Regions from separate parts of the Homo sapiens genome. Here all the other regions are linked to region 3. Evidence: chromatin contacts called from ENCODE Hi-C or POLR2A ChIA-PET data. All regions are on one chromosome and are shown on one strand. Each heading gives the region's core, a stretch centred on a gene start or an enhancer-like site at or near the end of the contact. The rest is flanking DNA. Distances are from core to core; before and after follow the strand shown.

Region 1 (4,297 bases), core at 295-2,794, 290 kb before region 3:
GATCAGGGATGGGACCACCAGCCTGTAGGGTTTCTTCTTCTTGAGAAGAAGAGAGCCAGCCCTCCTCGAAGGGTTTGAGGGTAACACTCAAATGTCTCTCTTCAGGCCTTTCCTTGCTTGAGATCCAAATCCTCACTGTCCCCGTGTCCCCGGTCTCCCCATGCCATGACCACTTTCACCTCCAGGAAGCTAGAACCAGCCAGCCCTGGGGAAGGAGGGGCGAGCCACACTGGACTCAGGGCCCTGGCTCTGTTTGGACAAAGACACAGCAGGGGGGGCCACAAGCCGCCTCCAGTTTTGGGATCCCTGCTCCAAAGACCAGAACATAGGAGCAAGCAGGCTGGCAGAACTGGTGGGCACAGCTGGGCATGGTGCCTCACACCTGTACTCCAAGCACTTTGGGAGGCCGAGGCAGGCAGATCACTTGAGACCAGCCTGGTCAACATGGTGAAACTCCATCTCTACTAAAAACACAAAAATTAGCCAGGTGTGGTGGTGCACGCCTGTAATCCCAGCTACTCGGGAGGCTGAGGCAGGAGAATCACTTGAATCTGGGAGGTGGAAGTTACAGTGAGCTGAGATCACACCACTGCACTCCAGTCTGGGCAACAGAGCGAGACTCTGTATTAAAAAATAGATATAATTAGCCAGGCACGGTGGCTCATGTCTGTAATCCCAGCACTTTGGGAGGCTGAGGTGGGTGGATCACCTGAGGTCAGGAGTTCGAGATCAGCCTGGTCAACATGGCAAAACCTTGTCTCTACTAGAAATACAAAAATTAGCAGGGCATGGTGGCGCATGCCTGTAATCCCAGCTACTCGGGAGGCTGAGGCAGGAGAATCTCTTGAACCTGGGAGGTGGAGGTTGCAGTGAGCTGATGTTGCACCACTGCACTCCAGCCTGGGCGACAGAGTGAGAGTCCGTTGGGTATCACACCCCCACTCACTCAGCCCCTGGCTGAGTCATAGCAGGTGGACACTCATGGGGACCAAGACGCCGTTGAGGGACGGGACCCAAGAGATGCGGCTATAAGTGGGGTGTGCTGGGTCACTGGAGATGCCTGGCTTGCTTATTGACGAAGCCTCAGGCTCTGGAGGTGGGGGAAGCCGTGGGGGAGGGAAGGGGAGAAAAAAGAGGGATGGAGAGATAAAGACACCGAGACACAGAAAAAGAGAGATTCAGGGAGAAGAGAGACAGAGACTGAGACACAGAGTGAAACAGACGCACACACACAGGGACGCAAATAGACAAAAGCAGAAACAGATGAACCCAGGACCTGCACAGATGTGGATCTGCACTTGGGGCAGCCGGGCCCTCTACTCCATGTGCCCACTAGGTGGCGCCCAAGAGCCACGCTCTGCAACGCAGCCGACCCGGTTGGGCCCCTCCTGCCGCGGAAGCCCCCATCTCTCTGCCCGCCCAGCGTTTCCCCCACGGGCCCAACACCACCTTTGTGGGAGGCCCTGGAGGCGCAGGTGGAGGCTGGAATGGGGGCTTCCTCAAGGGTCGAGGGTCTCCAGAGCCTCCCAACCCGGCCCCCGGTAGGCGAAGGCCCTGGTTGTGTCTGTGCTTCTCTTAGAGTGAGTTTGTATTGGTCTCAGGAGTGGACGTGCCTGCTTCTGTCTTGGGGTGTGGATCTGGTGAATCTCCGTGTGTGAGGCTTAAGGCCGTGTGTCTCTCTGTGTGCATCTGTGTTTGTCATGGGGCGTGTGTCCGTGTGTGTCTGTGTTTGCTCTGGGGGGCATGTGTCTCTGCGCATGTGACTACGTGTCTCATTTTTCTCTTGCTACATATCATGGCTGTATTTGCCTTGGGTGTGTCTGTGTCTCTGTGTGACTGACTTCTCCTCATGCTGTGTACATTTTGGTGTATCCGGGCTGGCGAGTGACTTGATGTGTGCCTCATGTCTCCGCCCCCCTTGGAAAGCTGCCTCTCCCGCCCCTGCTCACCTTTCCTGGCGGCTCTGTATAGAGTCACCAAAGAATTCAAGAACTGAAATATTTATGAAGTGCTTCCTGGGGTCCCCTGGAGAGACAGGAGCGACTGTTCATGGAGCTGTGTGTCTGTGGGTCTGACCAAACGAGATTTAGATCCTGCTCAAACTAAGCACCTACTATGTGCCAGGCCTTGGCTCGGGTACTGCCTTCATGCTATGCATTCAGTTTCCTCATCTGTAAAATGGGCCTGATATTCGGCCGGGCGCGGTGGCTCATGCCTGTAATCCCAGCACTTTGGGAGGCCGAGGCGGGCGGATCACAAGGTCAGGAGATCGAGATCATCCTGGCTAATACGGTGAAACCCCGTCTCTACTAAAAATACAAAAAATTAGGGCCGGGCGCGGTGGCTCACGCCTATAATCCCAGCACTCTGGGAGGCCGAGGCGGGCGGATCACGAGGTCAGGAGATCGAGACCATCCTGGCTAACACGGTGAAACCCTGTCTCTGCTAAAAGTACAAAAAATTAGGGCCAGGCGCGGTAGCTCACGCCTGTAATCTCAGCACTCTGGGAGGCCAAGGCAGGCAGATCACGAGGTCAGGAGATTGAGACCATCCTGGCTAACATGGTGAAACCCCGTCTCTGCTAAAAAAAAATAGCTGGGCGTGGTGGCGGGCGCCTGTAGTCCCAGCTACTTGGGGGGCTGAGGCAGGAGAATGGCCTGAACCCGGGAGGCGGAGCCTGCAGCGAGCCGAGATCGCGCCACTGCACTCCAGCCTGGGCAACAGAGTGAGACTCTGTCTCAAAAAACAAAACAAAACAAAATAAATTATAAAAAAAAAAAAAAAATGGGTGAAATTCCACCATGGCGTACCGTGGCCAGGGCCAGAAAGTGCAGAAGGTTATGGTGCAGCCCATCAGCCTCATCTTCAGATACTTACAAAATAGATCGCGGATTCAGGTGTGGCTCTATGAGCAAGTGAATATGCGGATAGAAGGCTGTATCATTGGTTTTGATGAGTATATGAACCTTGTATTAGATGATGCAGAAGAGATTCATTCTAAAACAAAGTCAAGAAAACAACTGGGTCGGATCATGCTAAAAGGAGGTAATATTACTCTGCTGCAAAGTGTCTCCAACTAGAAATGATCAATGAAGTGAGAAATTGTTGAGAAGGATACAGTTTGTTTTTAGATGTCCTTTGTCCAATGTGAAGATTTATTCATATTGTTTTGATTACCGTTGTGTTACTACAAGATGGCAATAAATACTATGGGATTGTTTGTGTTAAAAAAAATGGGCTTGATATTAGCATCTATCTCATAGCATTGCTATGAGGTGAGTTGAGGTTTATAAAACCTTGAACACTCCTGGAGCATGCTAAAGACTCAATGTGATAAATTATCTCAGGCTGGGTGTGATGGCTCACGCCTGGAATCCCAGCACTTTGAGAGGCCAAGGTGGGCAGATTAGTTTTGAGCCCAGGAGTTCGAGACCAGTCTGGGCAACATGGCAAAACCCTGTCTCTACAAAATAATAATTATAATAATAATAACAATAACAACAATAATAATAATAATACAATAATTAGCCACGCGGGATGGTGTGCACCTATAGTCCCAGCTACTCGGGAGGCTGAGGTGGGAGGATCACTTGAGCCCAGGAGGCGGAGGTTGCAGTGAGCTGAGATCACGCCGCTCTGCTCCAGCCTGGGTGACACAGAGCCAGACCTTCCCTCAAAGAAAAAAAAAAAAAAGGAAAAATCACCTCATTTAATTCTAATAACTACAAGCACATCTATTAACCTATGGGTCAGTGGGGAGCCCCTGAGAATTCTTCACTCACTGCTAAGAACTTGAGGGTTGTCAAAAAGGCCTAAATAGATTGGATGCTTGGACGTCTGTCTGCATAAAAACTTTCCTTTTAGCTCAGCTCAGCGGTTCTCAAACTTCAGAAAACTGAGTAGACGGGATCATGCTGGGTATAAAAATCAGGGGCATGAGTTGTTTCAGACATTGGGAACTCAGCGGTGAATAGAACAGACAAAATAGCCGTTGGGGAGTTTCTGTTCTGATGGGGAAAAGATAATAAATGAGGTTGTCACTCAACAAATGTGAGTCATTATGGTTATTTTCCATCAAAGACTTTCAATATACTTTGCCATTTCGCCCTCCAGAAAGATGGGACTTGGTACTAACTTATCCCAGCAATGTATGCAAGTGCTCACTGCCTTGTACCTTCACAAAAACTATTATTGGATCTTTTTGTCAAATATTAGAGTGGTGAAATTCTTTTTTTTTTTTTGAGACGGAGTTCACTCTTGTTGCCCAGGCTGGAGTGCAATGGCACAATCTCGGCTC
Region 2 (4,396 bases), core at 1-2,500, 400 kb before region 3:
TGTGCGTCCCCACCTGCCAGGGACGAGGCCGCCGTCAGCCCGGCCCTGACTCCCATCCCACCCCGCCCCTCGGCCGGCAGCGCCCACCTACCCTTTTCTTGATAAATTTGAGGGCCCGTTTGTCCTTGGAGACCTTCAGTAACTCCATGGCGCGCCGCTCGTACGGGGCAAAGCCACACACCTCCCGAATCATGTCCCGCACGAACTTGGTGTGTTTGGTCAGACGCTAGGGGGGAAAGGGGCGGCCGTCAGGGTAGGGGGATCCCTGCATTCTAGTTAAGCAGCTTCTCTCGCGCTGCCGCGATTTCCCTGGCTACTTCCTCCCCTCTGTGGGTAGCTGTGAGAACCAAGGTATTAACGCCTAGCGCTTTTCGCCGCGCCCGGAGCAGCTCCCATCCTCCCTAAGTCCCAGTCTCCGCAACACTGGCAGGACGCACCTGGAGTCTGGGCTGCCTGCTGAATAAAGGCGCCCAATACACTGACACACCTGAAATCCCTCAACCTCACACACCGCAACCTCGGGCCAGCTCCATGAGCGAACTCCTTACTCCTGCGTCAGAACCCCAAACCCGCTGCCCGCTTAATAAAGGCGCCCAATACACTGACACACCTGAAATCCCTCAACCTCACACACCGCAACCTCGGGCCAGCTCCATGAGCGAACTCCTACTCCTGCGTCAGAACCCCAAACCCGCTGCCCCGCGCCGCTCTCAAGGTGCTCCCTCTGCCCCAGCGTGGATTGCACGGTTGGGAAAAACCCAGATGGGTGCCCGCCTTCGAGCACCAGGCAGGAAGTCCCACTCCCCCACCCCATCTCTTCCATTCAAGCCCCCCTTAGTTCTGCGCCCGAACGCGCGTTCTTTCAGGTCGAGAGCCTTTGCCCAAGCCATGCCCTCCGCCCTCCAAGAAACCCCCGACAACCTCCGCGCGGCACCCGCACTCACCCCGCGGCGTCGGCTGTGCCTGGGCTTGCTCACGTTCTTGGTCACTTTGTGGCCCTTGTTGAGGCCCACGGCCATAGGGTAGCGTAGGGCCATGGCTGCGGACAGCGACGGGGAGAAGGGGCGGAGGTGAGTACCGGCTCAGTTCCCGAGGCCCAGAGCCCCGCGTCCCGGCTCCTTCAGCCTCGCTCGCCACAACCAACCATCCTCCAACCTGCACAGAGGACCCGGGAGTCCGGATGGCGGCGGATACCGGCAGTGCGGGAAACCACTTACCTGCTGCTCTCCAGAGACGGCCGTGGCGGAAGGGCTGGCGCCGCGCGGAACTCCGGGATATCTACTCGGCTCAGGAGGCGCAGGCCAGAGAGGCAAGAACGGCACGCGCTCCCCCTGGCGGCTGGAGTCTTCCCCGCCGTTGCGCTGAGCATGCGCGACCGAGCTCCCTGAGCATGCGCGTTTACTCCTGCGAGCCCGGGAGCTGGAGTCGGAACCAGTGGAGGTGGCTATGGCTGCTCTCCTCCCTCTGCCTGTGAAATGAGTTCGAATCCCAACTCCGCCTATTTCGGGCCGACCCTGCATCGACGACATCACCTCTCAGAATTTCTTCACTTGTAGAGCGGGAATAATAATACCAAACTGTATGAACTGTTAAAACGCCCATTAGGCCGGGCGCGGTGGCTCACGCCTGTAATCTCAGCACTTTGGGAGGTCGAGGCATGTGGATCACGAGGTCAGGAGCTCGAGACCAGCCTAATACGGTGAAACCCCGTCTCTACTAAAAATACAAAAAATTAGCCAGGCGTGGTGGTGGGCACCTGTAGTCCCAGCTACTCGGGAGGCCGAGGCAGGAGAATGGCGTGAACCCAGGAGGCAGAGCTTGCAGTGAGCCGAGATCGTGCCACTGCACTCCAGCCTGGGCGACAGAGCAAGACTCCGTCTCAATAAATAAATAAATAAATAAATAAATAAATAAATAGCCAGGCGTGGTGGCATGCTCCTGTAATCCCAGCTACGCAGGAGGCTGAGGCAGGAGAATTGCTTGAGCCCAAGAGGCAGAGGTTGCAGTGAGCCGAGATCGCACCACTGCACTCCAGCCTGGGCGACAGAGCGAAACTCCATTTAAAAAAAAAGGTATTGGTTTTGTTATCAATTGGTCAAGCTCTAGACTAGGTCTGAATACAGCAACGTGTAATAGTGCCCCTTGCGGACATCTGATGTAATTTAGGTGGTGTAGGGACGGGACGCTAAATAACTGAATCGGGTGGCAGAAACACACAAGTTTCCAGTTTTTCTCCTTTAATGCTACTAATATACAAGAAGAGAGTCTCAATTTAGGGCTGCTCTAATTAGGGTTAGCGCTTTCATGTTTTTTCCAGACAGGGTCTTGCTCTGTCGCCCAGGCTAGAGTGCACTGCTGTAATCATAGCTTATTGTAGCCTTGACTTCCAGGGCTCAAGTGATCCTCCTGCCTTAGCCTCCTTAGCTGGGACCACAGGCACATGCCACCACGCCTGGCTAATTTTTTAATTAAAATATTTGTTTGTGGCCGGGTGCAGTGGCTGACACCTGTAATCCCAGCACTTTGAGAGGCCGAGACAGGGGGATCACCTAAGGCTAGGAGTTCGAGACCAGCCTGGCCGACATGGTAAAACCCCGTCTCTACTAAAAATACAAAAAGTCAGGCGTTGTGACCCACACCTGTAATCTGAACTATTTGGGAGGCTGAGGCACAAGAATCGCTTGAACCCCGGAGGCAGAGGTTGCAGTGAGCCTAGATCGCACCACTGCACTCCAGCCTGGGCGATAGAGTGAGACTCCGTCTAATAAATAAATAAATAAAGACAGGGTTTCACCATGTTGGCCAGGCTGGTCTCAAACTCCTGACCTCAAGTGATCTGCCCACCTTGACCTCTCAAAGTGCTGGGATTATAGGCGTGAGCCACTGCTCCTGGCCCTCTCAGCCTCCATTTCCCCACCTGTGAAATGGGATTGAGAGTCAAGGCCCCTGATACACACACCCCCTCCCGCTGCCCGCTGGCTGCTAGCAAATTGGAATTACCAAGGAATTTGAACAACAGATATGCAAGAGAAGAAGAGTTTTTATTCTCGAACAAGAGGCTGGGTCCAGCTCAGAACACACTCTTTCCCTCCTCCTCCCGCTCAGACCCTGCCACCAGGTAGACGAACAGTGTAGACGCCCCTGCAGGTGTGAAGAGTACCAGAGACCCCAGCTAGGGGAAGCTGGCAGGAGTTGGGGGGGTTCCTCCCAGATGGAATGAATGGAAAGAATAAATCAGGGACTTAAAGGCGCAGGCAGGAGATGGAGAGGGGTCCATGGGTGGCTCAAGGGTGGCGTGGCCTCTCTGAGCCTTAGTTTCCTCATCTGCAAAATGGAAGCAGTCACGTCATCAATCATGGCCAAACAGGTGAGGCCTTGCAAGTCCCCGACAAAGGCGCCTAACACGGGGCACCTGCACCTCCCAAGCCGTGACTGGTTCCAGGTGCCCGTCGTTTTTCTCGGTTTTGCTTTTCTGTCTTGATGACTTCATCTTGGGCTGTGGCCACCCTCTCAGGGGTGTCTCTGTGAGTGTTCTGGCTCCAGGGACAGTTGGAGGGAGGAACATTGCCGTCTGGGACTGGAGGGGCACCCCCCGGTGCTCAGGCTGCCGCGGCCGTGACGTTGAGCTCCTGGCGGATAAACCAGGCCCGCGGGCGCGGTAGCCAGCGCCGGAGCAAGCACAGCAGGCGGAAACGCCACGGGTAGAAGACGCCGGCCGCGCGCGTGGCGCCGCCGCGGATCACGGCCAGGGCTGCCTTGGGCCCCGGGGCCGCCTTGACCCTCGTGACTCCCCTGGGGACAGGAGGGCACGGTGGGGACTGCGGCTGGGGCTGGGCCATGGCCCCCAGCCCAGCCCCCAGCTTGTCCGGGCCTCACCTGACTGCCTCGGCGGCGGAGGCGCGATCTCGGAGGCCCAGGACGCACATGGTGATGGCCACGTTCACGTCCTGCACGTCCAGCTCCCGCCGCAGGGAGCCGAAGAAGCCGTCCAGCGCAAACTTGGCCGCCGAGTAGGGAGTGGAGAACGACGTGGGCACGCGGCCTGGGGGCGCGGACGGCAGCGGCTGAGTGGCTCCCCCTCGTCCGGGAAGCCTGCCCAGACCCTCCAGGCTCACCCGCATCGAGCTCCCCACTCCCCGTCCCGCAGAGCCGGGGCCGGGTGCACGCACCGAGCAGCGAGGACACCACCACCAGGGAGCCCTTGCTGTCCGTCAGGCTGGGCAGCGCCCGCGACGTCAGTTGCACGTAGCTCACAAAGTTTACCTGCAGGCGGCACTCGCGAGTCACCGGCAGAGGCGGAGCCCAGGGGCAGGGCGGGGCCAGAAACCCAGAGGGCGGGGCCAGGGCCGGGTCAGAGACGGGGCCAGAAACCCGGAAGGCGGGTCCGAGGGCGGGG
Region 3 (4,256 bases), core at 998-3,497:
AAAGCCAGGTCCCCGGACTTCAGTTCCGGGAAGGGCCAGCCCCACCCAGCCCCTCCCTGAGCCCATTTCCTGATAGGGAGATAATGGCGCCCTGGGAGGGACAGTGGCTTGGCCAGAGCTGACTTGAGCCCACCAGTGGCCACAGAGCCTGTGCTTGCTGCCCAGGGGGGCCCTCGCTGCCTGTCCCTGCTTGAGTGGATGTGGGAGTGACCCAGGTGTCCAGGGAGGCTGGAGGCCAGGGTCCAGTCCTGGAAATGACGTTCCAGGCGGTGGCACGGGAGAGCTGTGGGTGGGGGGTGGATGTGAAGGTGGAGAGATTGTGCAGGGTCAGGGGTCTTTCCCCTGAGTCCCACTGCTGGCATAATCAGCCTCAGCTTCTCCTGCCCTGGGGCCATGGGATGGCCCCTGAGGGTTAGGACTAGGCCCCCAGACTCCCGCCCCAGGACAGGGCAGCATGGACTCTACAGCTGGAGCCTGGGCTGGGAGAGGCACCGGGAGCCTCCTCTGGCCCGAGGAGCCCCCGCCTCGTGCGGGTGACACAGCCTGTTTGCTGCCCGGCCTGGGTCATAATCACCCCTTTATGCTTCCTGGACCGCGTGGGCACACAAAGCCGGCTCCCAGATCGCGTGACCCATGCCCCGGCGCCTGGTTGGAATGAGTGCCCACTCGCCCCCCATTAGCACCGCGGGGGAGCCCCCAGAGGCGGCCAGCGGGCTCTACCAGTCCCAGAGAGAGTTGTCCAGAGATCTCGCAGTGGCCAGAGAAAGACACAGTCACAAGATTAAACGTGGGCTCTAGACCCAAGTCCCACCCCAGCTGGGGGCCTTGGCTGAGTCCCTGTTTTTCTGTGAGCCTCAGTTTCCTCATCTGTAAAAGTCAAGCGCCTGCCTCTGACCAGCTGCCGTGAGCTAGTGGTGGGCAGTGCAGCCCCTGAGAGCCAGGTGGGGCGGGCAGAGACCCTCCCTGAGCCCCACATGGGTTCAGCGTCCAGCGGTCACTCCCTCTCCTTCTCCCTAGCCCTGGCTCAGCCTCGCTGGCCACCATGGGCTGCCATGCTTTTCCTAACAGCCGTGTCATTTACTGGGAGCTTGCAGATTACTGCACCTGACTTAATTTCCCTTTCTTGGCAGTGGCAAGGCTGGTGGCCCAGGCTGCCTTTTGCAAGAGGACATGGTGGAGGGTTGGCCTGGCACCAACCTGGCCATTTCCCTCCCTGCCCAGGGCCACGTAGGGCTCCTGGCTGCTCTGTGGGTCTAGTCTATGTGCACCTCTCTGTCCTCATCTCTCCCCCTCTCCCTCCTAGGACCTCTCAGTGCTGCCCCCTTGCTCTTCCTCATGCTGTTTGTAGTGCAGAGACACCCTTGCCCCCAATTCCCATTCACCTTTTGGTCCTCAGCCAATATTAAATCCAGGAATGGCCCACGCAAAGGCCCGGGGGCAGGACTGGACTGCACTTGGGGTGTTGGAGAAATAGCAAGGAGGCCCATGCGGCTGGAGCAGAGGGAGGAGGGGGAGAAAGGGAGGAGGGGAGGGCACGGAGGGGACAGGGCAGGTCGTGCAGGACCTGGTGGGCCTCAGGAAGGACTTGGGCTTTGACCCCGAGGCAGGTGGGAGCCATGGAGGGCTGTGGGCAGAGGAAGGACGAGCCCTGACTCGGGTGCTTGCAGATGCTTTCTGGTTTCTGTGAGTGGAACAGATCAAGGGACAAGGGCGGGAGCTGGGAGACCACGATGGAGGTGACGACATCTGTCCAGGTCGGTGACAATGGGGCTGGAAGAAGTGGAGGCAGAAGAATGAGTAAGAAGTGGGCAGGTTGGGGACAGATTCTGAAGGCAGAGCTGATGGGACCTAGGGATCTTCTCTCCCAAATCCTCGCAGAGGACCTCACGCCTGGGGTTTTCGTGGAAGCAGGAGTCGGTGGGAGGATTGTGGGTGTGCAGGGTCCTATCCCCATCATGGGAGGTTCTCCTAGGGAGGATTGGCACCTAAGGGACCCCGGGATGTTTTGTCTTTGGTAGTGTCTGAACCCCACTCCCTGGGCCCCTCCCACCACCCTATTCCTGATACATCATCCAATGCCCCAAATGCTCCTGTTACTGTAGCCCCTCGTCCCTGCCCCTGACAGGCTGGAGTGGCGGATCTGGGGGGAGTCCATGGCCAGGCCCTGCCTGTCTGTGCCTGACTCAGCCCCATCCTGCGCAGACATCAGGGAGGTGTGGGCCCAACATGGCTTCTGCCGTGGGAGCCAGGGTGTAATTAGGGCTGCCTGGTTTAGAAGGTGGCTGATGCTGCCCTGAGGTCCTCGTGGGATGTGGGAGAGCCAGCTGTGGCTGGGGCCCTCCATATATGTGCCCCACCTGGGCTCTCTGTGCAAGTGACTCCTACCCATGCCCTCTGAGCTTCAGGTTTGCTATGCTGCCTCAGTTTCCCCAGAGGCTCTCTGCAGGCCTGCCCAGCTGCTCAAAGTGGTCTGGGACTGACCTCGCCCCCTCAGTGTGGCCAAGCAGATGTGCATTTCTGGGCAGGGCCAGCCGCTGTGGTCACCCTAGCCCCAGCTGGCCACAGGCTGTTTTCTCCATCTGGGGCCACCGCCTTCCTCGTTGGCAACTTTTGCTCTTAAAGGGCTAGGGCAGGGACTCAGAGTAAGGGACTGTGCTCTAGGCTTTATTTCCTTCATCTTCCCAGTCCCCAACTGGTTGTGTGCAAGGTGTACCTAGAGTCTGACTGTGTGTGTGCATGTCTGTGTAGCCTGCCTGTGTGCACATATGTGTGTAGGAAGGGAATCTGACTTTGCATATCTCTATTTGGCTGGCTGGCACATGCACCTGTGGTCTGCTGACTGACTGGCCTATCTATAGTCTGACAGTGTGCCGGCACCTGTGTCTGCGTGTGACTTTGACCGGCTTGTGCACCTGTAGGTATCTCTGATCTAATTGCATGTTTGCAGTTCCCTGTAACCCAACTGTGTATGTGTACTGCCTGCCCCACCATGACCCCTTATGTGTATCTTTTCTGGCTTGGTGTATGTCTGTGGTCTGATTTTGGGCCTGTCTGTGTTTGTGGTCTGACTATGTGCAAGTTTTATTTGCCTGATTGTGTGTGTGTGTGTGTGTGTGTGTGTGTGTGTGTGTGTGTGTGTGCCCGTCTCTGCTGCCTGACTGTGTGAATGCATTTGTTTCTGTGTCTCTTGCAGATATGCAACCGCTTGCAGTCTGACTGTGTGTCGGTGTGTATCGGTGGTTTGACTGTGTGCATCTGTGTATGTCTGTGGCGTGATTTAGCAGGCATCGTTCTCTGTGGCTGGTCTGACTGTATGCCTGTGGCCTAACTATGTACACTGAGGCCCCCCGAATCCCGTTCGTCACCCTAGGCTGTGACCCGGCCACTACCCGCCCATCCTTCCCCTGGGACCGCCCCAGGGCTGGGCGAGGTGACCGCAGCTGGGTATTTTGGGAGTCAGAATCACAGGGGCTGCCCCGTTATTATGCGCCACCAGTTCCTGTGGTCACGGCCTGGACCCGCCCAGGGCATGGGCTGGCATGGGTGCCAGCCTGACTAGGCAACAAAGATCTTATCCTTGGGCCTCTCCCTTCCCCTCCCTGGCCCTCTGACCTGGCTCTGGACAGAGTGGAGATTGGGGAGATGGGGAGGGGGCCATTCCAGGGTTCAAGGTATGTGACGAGGGACCCTTCTGCCCTGGAGGAGTTGAGGTTCTTGTGGGAGAAACGTGCTGAATGATTAACATCTTTTCATTTAGTTTGGGAACCAGGGTGAATACCACGGAGGATAACCTTAGTCATATCTGATGCTCCGGGATGTAGAATGTAGGGGGAATTGACCTTTGAGGGGCAGAGAAGGGTTTCCTGAGGAAGTGACAGCTAAGCTGAGACCTGTCATGTGGTGGGGACAGCATTCCAGGCAGAGGGCACAGCAGAAGCAAAGGCTTGGAGGTGGGACTGAGCTTGGCTGGCCTGGCTGTACCTCCAAGCGAGAGGAAACAGTGAAGTCAGCAAGAGTGGCTTCCCCTGGGGGCTCTGGGAGCCATGGGAGGTCTTAGAGCAGGGCAGGGACAGGCAGGTGTGTGGAAGAGATTTGTCTTATAACCTGGGGGATCAGGTTTTAGAGCCAGACAGCAGCATAGTCTGGAGTCCCCTCCTTCCTGAGAAGCAGCCTGTGAGTTGGAGAAAACTGGGGCTCAGCACCCCTCAGTCCTGGTGTGGGGCTTGGTCTGAGTCAGGGGCTCAGGTCCTCAGTCC

The links. Hi-C counts contacts between places; a loop is a spot of excess contacts on that map. ChIA-PET counts read pairs that join two places held with the same protein, here RNA polymerase II (POLR2A). Pooled maps may share reads with other maps.
Region 1: a loop to region 3 is called in a map of PC-9, with 4 times the contacts of the local background. The contact joins two enhancer-like sites. A Hi-C loop is called at or near these places in 1 of 168 maps with a recorded cell type or tissue (PC-9) and 5 of 50 pooled maps. POLR2A ChIA-PET finds 5 or more read pairs at or near these places in 3 of 52 experiments (A673, BJ and WTC11).
Region 2: a loop to region 3 is called in a pooled map, with 6 times the contacts of the local background. The contact joins the promoter of RPL36 here to the enhancer-like site in region 3. A Hi-C loop is called at or near these places in 1 of 168 maps with a recorded cell type or tissue (ascending aorta) and 6 of 50 pooled maps. POLR2A ChIA-PET finds 5 or more read pairs at or near these places in 1 of 52 experiments (HEK293).

The regions. Positions count from the first base shown.
Region 1 is chr19:5,575,443-5,579,739 of GRCh38, reverse strand. It overlaps the pseudogene SNRPEP4. Among named protein-coding and RNA genes, the nearest start is that of TINCR, 9.6 kb to the right of the region's middle. Within about 2 kb of position 1,544, at least 4 of the 41 ENCODE cell types and tissues checked have a DNase peak (open chromatin) inside an H3K27ac peak, as active enhancers do.
Region 2 is chr19:5,687,149-5,691,544 of GRCh38, reverse strand. RPL36 (ribosomal protein L36) reads right to left here and starts at 1,250. Exons shown (of 4, transcript NM_033643.3): 1 at 1,218-1,250; 2 at 945-1,039; 3 at 92-226; 4 at 1-13. The coding sequence starts at 1,037. It overlaps HSD11B1L (hydroxysteroid 11-beta dehydrogenase 1 like), which reads right to left. Exons shown (of 8, transcript NM_198706.3): 6 at 4,170-4,263; 7 at 3,877-4,042; 8 at 3,023-3,792. The coding sequence ends at 3,600. RefSeq lists silencers at 139-188, 4,007-4,066, 4,307-4,396 and enhancers at 1-421, 422-947, 948-1,473, 1,529-1,578, 3,330-3,829.
Region 3 is chr19:5,286,849-5,291,104 of GRCh38, reverse strand. The region is part of intron 1 of PTPRS (protein tyrosine phosphatase receptor type S); the gene reads left to right. Among named protein-coding and RNA genes, the nearest start is that of PTPRS, 52 kb to the left of the region's middle. Within about 2 kb of position 2,247, at least 7 of the 41 ENCODE cell types and tissues checked have a DNase peak (open chromatin) inside an H3K27ac peak, as active enhancers do.